Linked DNA regions of Homo sapiens: all the other regions are linked to region 1. Evidence: chromatin contacts called from ENCODE Hi-C data. All regions are on one chromosome and are shown on one strand. Each heading gives the region's core, a stretch centred on a gene start or an enhancer-like site at or near the end of the contact. The rest is flanking DNA. Distances are from core to core; before and after follow the strand shown. Region 1 holds the start of APP (amyloid beta precursor protein). Region 2 holds the start of USP16 (ubiquitin specific peptidase 16). Region 3 holds the start of CCT8 (chaperonin containing TCP1 subunit 8). Region 4 holds the start of LTN1 (listerin E3 ubiquitin protein ligase 1).

The links. A loop is a pair of places that touch in the nucleus more often than their neighbours do. Pooled maps may share reads with other maps.
Region 2: a loop to region 1 is called in a pooled map, with 12 times the contacts of the local background. The contact joins the promoter of USP16 here to the promoter of APP in region 1. A Hi-C loop is called at or near these places in 4 of 50 pooled maps.
Region 3: a map of colonic mucosa shows a loop between it and region 1 (7-fold over the local background). The contact joins the promoter of CCT8 here to the promoter of APP in region 1. A Hi-C loop is called at or near these places in 2 of 168 maps with a recorded cell type or tissue (colonic mucosa and naive thymus-derived CD4-positive, alpha-beta T cell) and 12 of 50 pooled maps.
Region 4: a loop to region 1 is called in a pooled map, with 8 times the contacts of the local background. The contact joins the promoter of LTN1 here to the promoter of APP in region 1. A Hi-C loop is called at or near these places in 8 of 50 pooled maps.

The regions. Positions count from the first base shown.
Region 1 is chr21:26,169,129-26,172,468 of GRCh38, reverse strand. APP (amyloid beta precursor protein) reads left to right here and starts at 1,699. Exons shown (of 18, transcript NM_000484.4): 1 at 1,699-1,905. The coding sequence starts at 1,849. APP-DT (APP divergent transcript) reads right to left here and starts at 1,602. Exons shown (of 4, transcript NR_186396.1): 1 at 1,417-1,602. RefSeq lists silencers at 1,347-2,176, 2,677-2,946 and enhancers at 1,964-2,488, 2,987-3,196.
Region 2 is chr21:29,023,150-29,026,283 of GRCh38, reverse strand. USP16 (ubiquitin specific peptidase 16) reads right to left here and starts at 1,616. Exons shown (of 18, transcript NM_006447.3): 1 at 1,507-1,616. RefSeq lists an enhancer at 1,351-1,740.
Region 3 is chr21:29,072,234-29,075,861 of GRCh38, reverse strand. It overlaps CCT8 (chaperonin containing TCP1 subunit 8), which reads left to right and starts at 2,214. Exons shown (of 15, transcript NM_006585.4): 1 at 2,214-2,331. The coding sequence starts at 2,272. RefSeq lists enhancers at 1-442, 1,989-2,158, 1,319-2,230, 2,609-2,778, 2,231-3,142.
Region 4 is chr21:28,991,426-28,994,764 of GRCh38, reverse strand. It overlaps LTN1 (listerin E3 ubiquitin protein ligase 1), which reads left to right and starts at 1,888. Exons shown (of 30, transcript NM_015565.3): 1 at 1,888-2,001. The coding sequence starts at 1,960. LOC105372766 (a long non-coding RNA gene) reads right to left here and starts at 1,662. Exons shown (of 3, transcript XR_007067835.1): 1 at 1,634-1,662; 2 at 1,084-1,195; 3 at 584-983. RefSeq lists enhancers at 1,604-1,663, 1,974-2,083.

The DNA of each region.
Region 1 (3,340 bases), core at 450-2,949:
GCAGTGGACTCTGCAAGATTTGTAGCTTTGGACCACGTTTCTCTTTGCATTCAGATACCTTCTTTTTTGCCTTATTTGCTCATGCAGACCCGGAACAAATACGGAATTGCGGTGGGTAAATGTGGTGCAGAAAGTGAACAACTGGGTTTGTCCTGTCACTTTAGGCTTTTCCCTGCTGTCCCAGCTTCATGTCACTTACTTGCTATTAGATTTGGGAGTTCATTAGCTTCATTTTCCTGATGTATAAATAGGAATAATAGTAACAGCCTCTTTGGCTTTTGTAGGAAGTAAATGACATGAAGCGTATAAACAAATACTGCATGACAATAAATATTTGTCCTTATTTGTTGAGGACATCCAAAGGACATTCAGGGGCAAAAGTAATCCAAGAGTCAAGACTGAATGCCTAGTGCGGGAAAAGACACACAAGACAACATTTAGGGGAGCTGGTACAGAAATGACTTCCCAGGAAGGAAGTCTGTACCCCGCTGGCTGAGCCATCCTTCCCGGGCCTAGGCACCCTTGTCAGCGCAATGAGCAAGGGAGAGAAGGCAGGCTGCAGTGCAGCCCTCAGAAGGGCCAGAGCACTCCCTGGCTTCAGTCCTTCGCTCCAAGCCCTGTGTGGAGTGGGCTGTGGCTTGGTAACTAAATGCTACTTCAGGTCAAGAGCAGGGGATATATCTGGGCAGTTCTAGAGCATTCTAAACTATCTGGACACTAACTGGACAGTGGACGGTTTGTGTTTAATCCAGGAGAAAGTGGCATGGCAGAAGGTTCATTTCTATAATTCAGGACAGACACAATGAAGAACAAGGGCAGCGTTTGAGGTCAGAAGTCCTCATTTACGGGGGTCGAATACGAATGATCTCTCCTAATTTTTCCTTCTTCCCCAACTCAGATGGATGTTACATCCCTGCTTAACAACAAAAAAAGACCCCCCGCCCCGCAAAATCCACACTGACCACCCCCTTTAACAAAACAAAACCAAAAACAAACAAAAATATAAGAAAGAAACAAAACCCAAGCCCAGAACCCTGCTTTCAAGAAGAAGTAAATGGGTTGGCCGCTTCTTTGCCAGGTCCTGCGCCTTGCTCCTTTGGTTCGTTCTAAAGATAGAAATTCCAGGTTGCTCGTGCCTGCTTTTGACGTTGGGGGTTAAAAAATGAGGTTTTGCTGTCTCAACAAGCAAAGAAAATCCTATTTCCTTTAAGCTTCACTCGTTCTCATTCTCTTCCAGAAACGCCTGCCCCACCTCTCCAAACCGAGAGAAAAAACGAAATGCGGATAAAAACGCACCCTAGCAGCAGTCCTTTATACGACACCCCCGGGAGGCCTGCGGGGTCGGATGATTCAAGCTCACGGGGACGAGCAGGAGCGCTCTCGACTTTTCTAGAGCCTCAGCGTCCTAGGACTCACCTTTCCCTGATCCTGCACCGTCCCTCTCCTGGCCCCAGACTCTCCCTCCCACTGTTCACGAAGCCCAGGTGGGCCGTCGGCCGGGGAGCGGAGGGGGCGCGTGGGGTGCAGGCGGCGCCAAGGGCGCGTGCACCTGTGGGCGCGGGGCGCGAGGGCCCCTCCCGGCGCGAGCGGGCGCAGTTCCCCGGCGGCGCCGCTAGGGGTCTCTCTCGGGTGCCGAGCGGGGTGGGCCGGATCAGCTGACTCGCCTGGCTCTGAGCCCCGCCGCCGCGCTCGGGCTCCGTCAGTTTCCTCGGCAGCGGTAGGCGAGAGCACGCGGAGGAGCGTGCGCGGGGGCCCCGGGAGACGGCGGCGGTGGCGGCGCGGGCAGAGCAAGGACGCGGCGGATCCCACTCGCACAGCAGCGCACTCGGTGCCCCGCGCAGGGTCGCGATGCTGCCCGGTTTGGCACTGCTCCTGCTGGCCGCCTGGACGGCTCGGGCGCTGGAGGTGGGTGCCGCGCCTCGGAAGGCGGGGGGAGGCTGCACGGTGGGGACGCGATACCCCCCAAGACCTTAACCCAAGTCTTTAATGCAGAGAAGCCGGGGGTCCGTCAATGGGACCCCTCTCCTCTCCGCCCCCGCTTGCGGACGTCCAGCGCATCCCCGCTTTCGGCCCAGCCCTGCCCCAGGGAGTCGCGCTCCGGCCCGCTGAGAGGGAGCGGGCGAGGCGCTGGTCTCCCTGGTTCCGCGCCAGCCCGGGGCGAGAAGGGTAGGGGGCGACCCTGAGCCCAGACCCCGACTTAGTCCCTGCCTTGGAAGCGGGGGTCGGGGGAGGCGAGAGACATTCAGACAGGGGGGAAGGGGGAAGGAGCACGTGGGGAAAACCGAAAACGCAGCGTCCCTAAAGCCAGTCCTTCGCTCTTGAATCGTTGCCCTTTCCTTTCTCTTGGGCCCTGGGGAGGAGGAGGAGGAGTCGGGACAGCCCAGGAAGCTAGGAGCCCCTCGCTTTTCCCTGCGTTCTCCGCCTCGTTTCACCTTCCTCTCTCACCCCCATCCCCCTTCCTTGCTCCAACCTCTTTTCGCGGCTGCTGGCGGCGGCAGCCTGGGTGCGACCCTAGCCCGAGCCGGCGTCGGGGTCGCGCACCGCCTTCCACAGGCAAACTTTGTGCATGTCCGCGTCTCCCTTTTGTGTAACTTGCGAGAAATGGGAGGGGTCGGAGACCCATAGCCACCCCGCGCCTTCCCCAAGTCTGGACGTCCCGGGAGTTCGCTCGCACCCTAAGCTCTGTCTGAGAGGCAGAAGGTCCGCGGGAACAAAAGCCGCGACACCCCGCCCTCGCCGTGGGCCGAGCCGCGTTAGTCTCAGTGCGCCACCGAGGCTCCCGCCCGGCTCCCTTCCCGGGGCTGCGCGTCCGCCTGGGAGGGGGCAGAGACGCTGCCGGGGCTTCTGGCGGAGCCTCGGGGCCCCTCTGCTTCCCACCCTCGGATCACCTCCGAGGCTTAATTCTGTGCTGGGCTGTAAAGTCCTTGGCGGGGAGGAAATAAGGCGGAGAGTGGGATGTGCGTCTGGAAAGGGCAGTGGCGGATGGTGGGGAGGCACGGGCTCTGTCCTGTGCATCCAAGGAGGCGTTTGTCTGATTAAGGCGCGGCCTCTTCCCTGGCAGCTCTGGGGACTCTGGTTTAGTTCCCCTGGGGGCACAGGATGCTGGGGAGGGTCCGAAGGGTCTTTTTTTTAGGGTGCAGATAAAAGGATCGAATTGAGTGAAGATTAAGACGGAGAAGATGGCGCCTCTGCAGTGCAGCAAAGAAAAGCTGTGTGGAGGCTGCAGCCTAGTGAAATCCACCCACCACTAGGTGTATAACAAGTCTTCCCCATTCATCCAACTCTCGAACATTCAGCTAACGCCTGTGCACAATGACTGTTTTTCTTTACATCTGAAGAT
Region 2 (3,134 bases), core at 367-2,866, 2.9 Mb before region 1:
GGGTTTCACCATCTTGGCCATGCTGGTCTGAACTCCTGACCTCGTGATCCACCTGCCTCGGCCTCCCAAAGTGCTGGGATTACAGGCGTGAGCCACAGCACCTGGCCAAGTCCTTCTCTTGTACTCCACTCCAAAACACTTTGTACCCTCCCCGCCTTGATGTCTTTGATTTCTAGCTGTAATATTCTATCTAAATCTTACCAATCTTGGAAGCTCTCCATTTCAAGGAAGCCTTAGACAATCATTCTACTCTAAATAAACCTCTCCACTGAACTTCCCCAGTATTTATGGTATGCTCTAGTCATCTTGTCCCCTTATCCCATATTCTAGTGAATTTCTTAAATCTTTAATCTGGGTTTATGTTATTTCTGTAAGCAGAATCTAAAGTTCTTAGAAAAATAAATGGTTTCAAGCACAGTTTTGGAACTGCCTATAATATCTAGCATAATGTTAGTACATAGCAGGTCCTGAAGAAATACTTCTTGCATTGAAATAGAAAAATAGAATAGTACCTGAGGCATAAAGGATGATTACAAGGTGCAAAGGTAGGTACATAAGAATGAAGCAAACAAGTTCTGGTGAAAAAGAAAAGGGTGAAAAATGAGAAGTCAGAAGTCTGCAGTAGTGAAGACAGCACTAGTAAATCTGGTTTGAGGATTGCAGCAGCTTAGACTCCATAGGAAAACTTGAAAGACGAATTGTTAATTACTGCAGGCAGAGGACAGAGGGGTCACTCCAGTGCTGCGGAAAGAGCCTCAGTAAAGTTCTGACAACTATAAAGGCAACTAATGAGTCATGAGGAGAGCATATTGTGACTTCCATCAGCTATAAAACATCAATAAACTTAATACACTTTTCAAGTAGTGTCATCGGATGAGCATTAACGTCTTAGTGAAATGACTCTTCGCAGGACTCCATACAAAATCTAAATCAAAGATAGTCTTGCCGGTTCTCATATTATTCCAAGTCTCTTCACTCTCTGCCCTCCCAGTCTTCCCCTGCCTACTCGGTTCCATTAAAAATGTAAGCGTGTGGAAAACTTTGTCAGCAGGTGTTAACGTGGCTTTCAAGTTTTGCGTATATCAATCCCCTCCTAGATATAGTCAATTGGATAAGTGACAGATCCTGCTTTTCCTACCAGCCGTATGAACACGGCTGCAAATCCAGCTCCAACCCATAGGGAAGTCCCTGCCACGCGCCACCCACCCATTTGCTCGGCGCCTGCCACACCTTCCCTCTCCTCCCCTTCTAACTGCTCCGATCCCACGGGGGAACCTCTGGGTCCACGGGGTCGAGAAGGCCGCCAGCAGCGGCATCTCATTGGCCAGCTTCTGGAACTGACAGAACATGCAGCCAATGAGATCGCAGTACCGGAAAGTAGCCGGGTTACGTGCTTAAGGAGAGCGGCCTTCAAGAAGAGAACGAAGTTGGGGCGGAAAACAGGAGCTCTCCCAGCGCAGAAAGCCAGGCGAGCGACGACTGCCAGGCAGTGGGACCAGAACTCACCCACGGCGACAGAGCCCATAACTGCATCCCCTCATGGGCCTTTGGGCTGGGCAGCCAGCTCCGTCTTCCTCCTGGTGACGAATTGAGAGCGACGGAGTCGAAGCCAGAGTGACCCCTGGAAAGCAATAACTTCCGGAACGCGGCATTATGGGAAGTGGCTAGGCCACCACCACCCCACCCCCACCTCCCGGGACCATCGGCTCTGACGCTAGTAAATCTGCGCCTGCGTGCGGCTTGCGCCGGATGTTCGGGTTTAGGGGTTTGGTTGTCAATGGGTTTTCTCGTCTCTGACATAACCACGAAGTTATATAAATGCTCCTGAAGTGTGGGCATCCGGTGGTGGTCTGAGCCTTGGAGTTTCCTAGATGGTTACCTTTCTGGAACACATTATATTTGGAGCTAAAAGGGGGAACGCTTAAATTTGTTTCCGTAATTCTGTCCTGTCGACTTCTAAAACTGAGTACCTAAGTTGTCTTGAATTTACCTTCCTGCACCATGTCAGAATAAAAAACGCAGCGAGTGATTTTTTGTTTGTTTGAGACGGAATATCCCTCTGTCGCCCAGGCTGGAGTGCATTCTTCTGCCTCAGCCTCCCGAGTAGCTGGGACTACAGGCGCACGGCACCACGCCCAGCTAAAATTTTTGTATTTTTAGTAGAGACGGGGTTTCACCAATTGGCCAGGCTGGTCTCCAACTCCTGACCTTGTGATGCGCCCGCCTCGGCCTCCCAACGTGCTGGGATTACAGGCGTGAGCCACCGCGCCCGGCCGCGAGAGTGAATTTTTAAAGCAAAACCGAAAGACGGTGTCAGATAAATTGCGGGGGAGGAGGGGATTTTCAAATATTTACTGTCCATTCTTTGAAAATTTGTAAGTGCGAGCCCTGGCGCGGTGGCTCACCCCTGTAATCCCAACACTGGGAGGCCGAGGCGGGTGGATCACGTGAGGTCAGGAGTTCGAGACCAGCCTGGCCAACGTGGTGAAATCCCGTCTCTACTAAAAATACAAAAAATTAGTCGGTCGTGGTGGCGGGCGCCTGTAATCCCAGCTATTCGGGAGGCTAAGGGGGAGAATCGCTTGAAGTCTGGAGGCAGAGGTTGCAATGAGCCAAGATCACTCCATTGCACTCCAGCCTGGGCAACAAGAGCAAAACTCCCTCTCAAAAAGAAAAAAAGAAAATATGTAAGTGCACACTTTGTGCCAAGCCTTTCCTCAAATGAATTAAACATAGGCCTCTCTGCCCTGGAGTCTTAGTTTAGTAGAGAAGATAGTAATCGCTACCGTGGGGGTCGGGGGAGTTGCAGATAGCTATAGAAAAATAGATATGTAAACAGGTAATTCACCATAAAAGAACAATTGGTCATAAAATAAATGTCCATCCTTACTAATCAGATAAAAGGAGTTTAAGATGGTGGCATACTAACCACCAGAGTAACATTTGGTTAAATTTGGGGGAAAACTAGCTCTCTTGCTTTTTACTGCTGAGATAATTTTTGTTTTATTTACTTATTTATTTATTTATTGAGACCGGGTTGCACTCTGTTACCCAGGCTGGAGTGCAGTGGCACGACCTCAGCTCACTGCAACCTCCACCTCCCGATTCTCCCACCTCACCCTCCCCAGTGGCTG
Region 3 (3,628 bases), core at 965-3,464, 2.9 Mb before region 1:
AGGAGAAACACAGAAGCTATGAGAATGACAAACAGGGAATGTCTTGGGAGTCATCAAAGACTTTCTAATGAAAGTGTCTGCATACTGAGGTAGAATTAATTCAGCCATAAGGGAATAGAAGAGCATTTTAGGTAGGAAGAACAGCAGAGGCAAAGACCCTGAGGCAGAAGTGGTAAAGCAGACAGCACGAACTATTCCAGGTACTGGGGCCAGAATACAAGACATTAATGCCAAATGGAGAAGATACCAGTGAGACAAGGACCAGAACCTAGGCCTCAAAGTCACTTTAAATATAGATTAATATATATTAATATGTTAATCAGGTGTCATTTTAGCTCCTTTCAGTTTTATTTCAATTTTATTTTGTGTTAGCTATTTTTATAAGTAATATTATCTCTGAGTCAGAGGAATGTGCTTTTGTTTATTTCTTAGCTAATCCAGGAAAAATCTTGGATTGTTCTGTTGTTCGGGACTGATCATTACAGTAGTTCTCTAACGTATCAGTCTCAGAACACCTTTAGACTCTTAAAAATTAACTTCCCCAAAGGTCTTTTGTTTATGTGGGTTATAGGTATGAATATTTGCTATATTAGAAATTAAAACTGATAAATTTTTAACGTTATTTAAAAAATAATAATCCTATCACATGATAATATGTATGTTTTTATTTAAAATATCTCTATTTTCCAAGAATGAAAAGGGTGGCTGTATTAGTCCGTTCTCGAATCGCTATAAAGAACTACCTGAGACTGGGTAATTTATAAAGAAAAGAGGTTTAATTGGCTCACAGTTCCACAGGCGGTACAGGAAGCATGGCTGGGGAAGCCTCAGGAAGCTGACAATCAAGGTGGAAGGTGAAGGGGAAGCAGACACATCCTACAAGGCTGGAGGAGGAGGAAGAGACAGAGTGGGGAGGTGCCACACACTTTTAAACAACCAGGTCTTATGAGAAGTCACTCACTATCACAAGAACAGCTGGGGATTATAATTCCACATCATATTTGGGCAGGCAATTCAAACATATCAGTGGCATTTACATTTTTGCAAAAATCCAAACCATATCAGTGGCATTTACATTTTTGCAATTTTTTTTTTTTTTTGAGACAGGGCCTCACTCTTGCCCAGGCTGGAGTGCAGTGGCATGATCTCAGCTCACTGCTGCCTCAACCTCCCAGGCTCAAGCAGATCCTCCAACCTTAGCCTCCCAAGCAGCTGAGACTACAGGTGCATGCCACCAAGCCAAAGGGATTTATATTTATCTATAAATTCATATATAAATCAGATATATTTATATAAAATGTGTATATTATATATATAAATCAGATAAATAAATATGTATTTATATCTGATCTTAAAAGAGTAAAAGGGATTTATATTCCCAGGAAGAAGTAGAAAAGAGGAATATAGATAGTGGTTAAGAACCGGCATTTTGCAATAAGTCTGATCTAGATAGGAATTCTAGCTTTAATATTTACTAGCTCTGTGATCTTGGGAAAATTATTTACAGTTTGTGAACTTCAGTTTCCCTTCTACAAAATAGAGACAGTACCATTTAATTTTTAATTTTTAATGGTATCGTCTCCATTTTATGGAAGGAAAACTAAATGGTATTTTAACCGACAATTCATTAATTTTTAAGACTGACCATTAACAGAGATACTGCATGTAAAGCAGATCACACAGAATATGGCACACTTGAGCACTTGATGTGTACTACATTACTCTTAGTGACGACTTTAATTATCGTGCGCATTCCCAGCGCTTCCTATGGTGCCCAACACAGAGCGGACGCCTAGAGACAATTTTGGGGGATGGGGCAGATGCTCTGCCTCGGGAAAAAAAAAGCACACCTGCCCTGACGTTGGTGGCTGGGTCTGGAAGATACGTGGAAATTAAGCTAAGGATGTGTGGCTTCCAGATCAAAAACCGCAAAAATCTAACGCCGTGACTACTGACTACGGTCAGAGAGCACAGACTGGAGCAACCTCTCACGGCCTGGGCTGTCTGCGCGTGCGTGAGCCAGAAACCCGAGGGGCTCCCTGGGCCCGCCCTATCGATCGACCCGATCGGGGATCGTCAGCTTGGTTCTGGCCACAGAGGTTGCTCTTCTCGCGATGCTTCAGACCTGGCGGCAGGGAAAGGGTGGGCTAATTGGAGAGCCAGGAAGAGCGTGAGGCGGCCCCACGCTGCTTTCCCAGAAGGCTGTGCGTGCTCCTCGCTTCCTCCGCGGTCTTCCGAGCGGTCGCGTGAACTGCTTCCTGCAGGCTGGCCATGGCGCTTCACGTTCCCAAGGCTCCGGGCTTTGCCCAGATGCTCAAGGAGGGAGCGAAAGTAAGGGCTGAAGGAAAGGAATGAGGTGGGAGCGTCAGCATAGGGCTGCGGCGGCCGCGGCGAAGTAGGAGGGCCTACTAACGGGCTGAGCGTGCTGCCCTGGCTCAGCGGCCGGGGGAAGAGAAGATTCCAGAAAGGGAGGTGATTTTGGAAGGGCTCGGCCACCGGAGCCTGCGGGCACTTCTCTTCTTCCGCGACCGGGAGAAGGCCGAGGGATCGGCGGCACGATCGACATTGTACACCTTGAAGGTGGACGGATGTGAAGCCGCGCGTGCGTTTTGCCTCCATCCGTAAATGGGGCTAAGGCCCGTCACCCTTAAAGGAGGTTGTGAGGGTGAAATTGAATAACGTAGATGAAATTGTCTTGAGAACTGCGACGTCGATTATCACATAGCTCGCGAGTTGTAGGATGGGGAAGAACGAGAACTAGCCGATCCAGAGAAGAGAGTGGGAAAAAGGGCCGGGTCTTGGTTGCTTGCTTCCCAGTGAGAAACATACGGCTTTCAGCTTAGTTGACAGAAGCCATGCGTTGTAGCCAAATGAGTTCCGGTCCCAACTTATGTTAGCTGGCTTAATCTAAAATGTAACTTTCTTGGGTTTTGTTTCCTTCGTCTTTAAATTATGGAGATTGGACCAAGAGGTGGTGTCTTTGAGTTCTGTGTAATCTGCAGGATAAGTGATAGAGGGGTGCAGATAACACTTTTGTTTAATGGCCTTTTCTTGAACGTTAGTTCGGTAGCATAGTTTTAAAAAATATCTTACTGCACTATTGATAAATTTGTCTCTTGTGCTATTCAAATTGCATTCCTCTGTGTGTCCTCCAGATTTTGTTAATTCAAGAAATAGATCAGTGTGGTTGAATTTAAGGTTTTATGCGAGGTACGGGGAGCATTAACAGTTTAATAGAACTAGGTTCATGTTTGTAGGATGCACTTTTCAAATAATGTCGGTATAGTAAGTAAATGTCAGGGTTCAAGGTAAATGTTGGTGGAATAATCTTTTGAAAATGATATGGGCTGATTCCCTTGAAAAAATCAGGCTGAGATAATAGCTTCCAATTTGGGTTTTTTTCACTAATACAGTTTTGGAAAACTCGTGTATCACAAAACATTATTTGTCATTCCAGTGCTAGTAGTTTTTTACAGAACACTGAGCTATTTCTTTCAATAAATAGGTACTGAAGGAACTGCAGTGAAAGACAAAAGTCCCATTTGTCGTAGAGTTTATGTCCTTCTAAGGCAGAAATAATGATTAAATAAAAGGAGAATTCCAAATAATGATGAAAGAAACTGCACTA
Region 4 (3,339 bases), core at 639-3,138, 2.8 Mb before region 1:
GGTTTTAAAAACACAAATGGTATCATACTGTATATATTGGTATTTGCTTTTTATTTAAGAATGTGTCTTAGAATTCTTCCTATGTGTGTTCAGATAAACCTTATTCTTCTTAAATGTTGCCTAATAGCTTATTGAATACATATAATTTATTTAGCAGTTCTCCAATATATAGACATAGGTTGCTTACAATTATCTTTCTATTATAAAGTTTTTGTGAACCTCCTGTAATATGTCTCTTTGTGTGACTTTTTTCTGAGACAGTCTGCTCTGTCACCCAGGCTGGAGTGCAGTGGCATGATCTTGGCTTACTGCAACCTTCGCCTCCCGGGTTCAAGAGATTCTCGTGCCTCAGCCTTCCAAGTAGCTGGGATTGCAGGCACCTGCCACCACTGCCCAGCTAATTTTCGTATTTTTAGTAGCGATGGGTTTTTGCCATGTTGGCCAGGCTGGTCTCGAACTCCTGACTTCAGGTGATCCACCTGCCTCGGCCTCCCACAGTGGTGGGATTACAGGCATAAGCCACTGCACCTGGCTTTTGTGTGCATTTTAAAATCAGGGTCCAGTCAGGAAAACAGAAATCACATTAGTTATTGAGAAATATTTTAATATGGGAAATTGGTCAAAAGGAATTATAAAAGGTAACAGGTAATCACTGCAGGTAGCAGCTACCATTCCTAGAGCTAGGAAAGGATGGAACAAAAGAAGTGGTTGGAGTCATCAGAACCTAAAAGCTTGAAGGAGGGCCCTGAACACCTTAGTTCAGGCCTATGAAGAATGAAGAGAGGGTGATGGCTGGCTGTTACTGGATCTCTGGAGCACAAAGAAGGGATCCCACGGTGTTGAGGCTCAAACTTCTGAGGAGGTGGCTCAAACATTGGCTATCTCAGGAGCTCAGGGGAGGGGCCGCATGAAAGTAGAATTCAGATCTCTGAGGAGAGCACTGACTGCTGCTGTGATCTCTGAGGGGTGCAATAAGGCTGATTCTGTGATTGTTGGAAAAAGGATAGAGATTAAAACCACCTTTTGGCTAAAGCAATTGCTCCTGCCACGGTAAAATGCAGCTGCTGCTGGCATGATGCTTACAGAATGGAGCAAGTCCCTTCTTCCTCTTGCCTTTGTTTCCCTCTTGTTCGTCCTGTTGGTGGAATCTAGCAGAAGCCCCCCCAGTAACATGGAGTTGAGTATAAAAGGGTGACTGCGTGGACAAGAAACAATAACCAGCACACATTTACTTGTTTCTCTGGTGTGATTCTGAGTCGCACAATCAATGGGTTACAGGATTTGTACATTTCAAATTTTAATAGGGACTCCCACATTATCCTCTTTCCTAAACTGCACGTTAACAGTTTCAATATGAATAAAAGGGGACGGGGAGGGGAGATTTAGAGAGAATAGTGCCTACAGCAGTAATCAAATTTTAACAAGACTTGGGAATACTGTCAAAATGCAGGATCTGATTCAGGAGTTCTGAGGGGCCCGAGTTGGCCTTTTCTAAAAAACGCCCAGGTGATACTGATGATTGCATCATGTTGGAAGTCTAAAACACTCCCATCTTCCCACAGCCTCTACCATAACATTCTAATGCTACCCTTATGTGAAACTGCCCCTCTGATGATTCACGCCAGTTTCCTACCCTCTAAGCAAGGAACAAACCTAGCTTCTGAAAGCGGGGAGGACAGGATTTGGCGCCACGGGTCCAATGCTTGGCTTCCTATTGGCCAGGAATGACATCACTCAGACAGGCGTGGCTTTAGCTGTGACGTCTCCGGTGGCGGATGGTCAGGGACACAGCGGGAGGCGGGAGCGGAAGTGGGGCAGCAAATGGACAGGGTGGGTGGCGGAAAAGGGCCCGGGGGAAGTTATTACAGGGTGTCCTCTTCCGCCGCCAGAAGCCGGAAGTTGTGTCCCGGACGTGTCAACCGGGGTCTGAGTGCTCAGAGTACAGCTGCAACCGCGACCATGGGCGGGAAGAACAAGCAGCGAACTAAAGGGAACCTGAGGGTGAGCGGGGGCTGGCTCGGCCGACCCGGGAGCCTCGCTTCGAGGCGGCTGGCTCCGCCCAGCGCGTTGCTGGAGGGTGTGTGGAGCGCGGCTGTAGGGAGGCGTGTGTTTCCCTGTCGAGTGTGACCTCTCTGTTGTGTGTGCGTCCCTGAGAGCGGTTTGTGTTATCTCTGAGCAGATTGGGGAATCGTGAGAGAAAAGATGTACCATGCCAGAGCTGTCCTCATCCGAGCACACACCCATAATATTCATGAAGAAATGATAATGTGTCAGGTTCACTGGAAGGTGATCTGGCCGAGGTAGCGGGTTGGTTGGGGGAGGGCGGCGCTGGGAAGAAGGAGAGTTGGGAGAATGTTAAAGTGAATCCACTGTGGAGGTTACCGCAGATTGTGCCTCTCCTTTGCTACCTACAGTGGCTTCTCCTAAGCTAAAGCTCTTAGGATGGTATATTTGGTTTCTGGACTGCCTGTTACCCCTTTCCATCTGCAGTCCCATCTTCAGCTCCCTCCTCTTGGCTTACTTCATCCAGCCACACTGATCTCTTCACTGTGCCTTGACTACCTGGCCGGCTCCCAACGCTCTTCAGTTAGGTGGCTCCAAACTTTGCTCTCGACACCTCAGTGAGGTCTCCCATGATCACCCTCTTGGTAGCCCTTCCCCACTCCCATGTTCTTCCTACTTTATTTTACTCCATTGTATTTATGACATTTATTGTCTTGGTTCACTAGGACGTAAGTATTTTGAAAGCAAATGTTTTTATCCTCGGAACCTAGAACAGACTGGCACCTAATAGACGCTCACTAAGTACTTGCTTAAGGACGACCTTAAAGTGGATTCGTGTAAAACTACACGATGAGGGGTTTTGTAATGGTATTTTTTTATGGTGTTAGATTTATTATAGCACAGTCCAATTTTATGAGAATGCTTTTTTTTCCTGTTTCTGATGTAGTTAATTCTAGTGATTTCAATGTCACATTTTCTTAGATCTGTCACTTAATCTGTTTTGGAAGATAATAACAGTATTAACAATTATAGCAACCTGTTGTGTTACTGTGCTAAGCACTTTACTTGCATCTTTTAATGTTTTTTATTTAACAGATTTTCTCAAATGTTTTATATTTGAAAAGTTCTTATGAGGAAAAGTTGCAAGAATATTAGAACGACATCCCATATACTCTTTACCTACATTTACCAATTGCTAATACTTGGTTGCATTTGCTTTCTCTCTCTTAATTTATGTATTTTTCTGAACTTATAAGAGTTAGTTGCAGAAGTCGGGACTCTTAACTCCTAAATACATCAGCATGTATCTTCTAAAAACAATGCCATTTTCTAGCC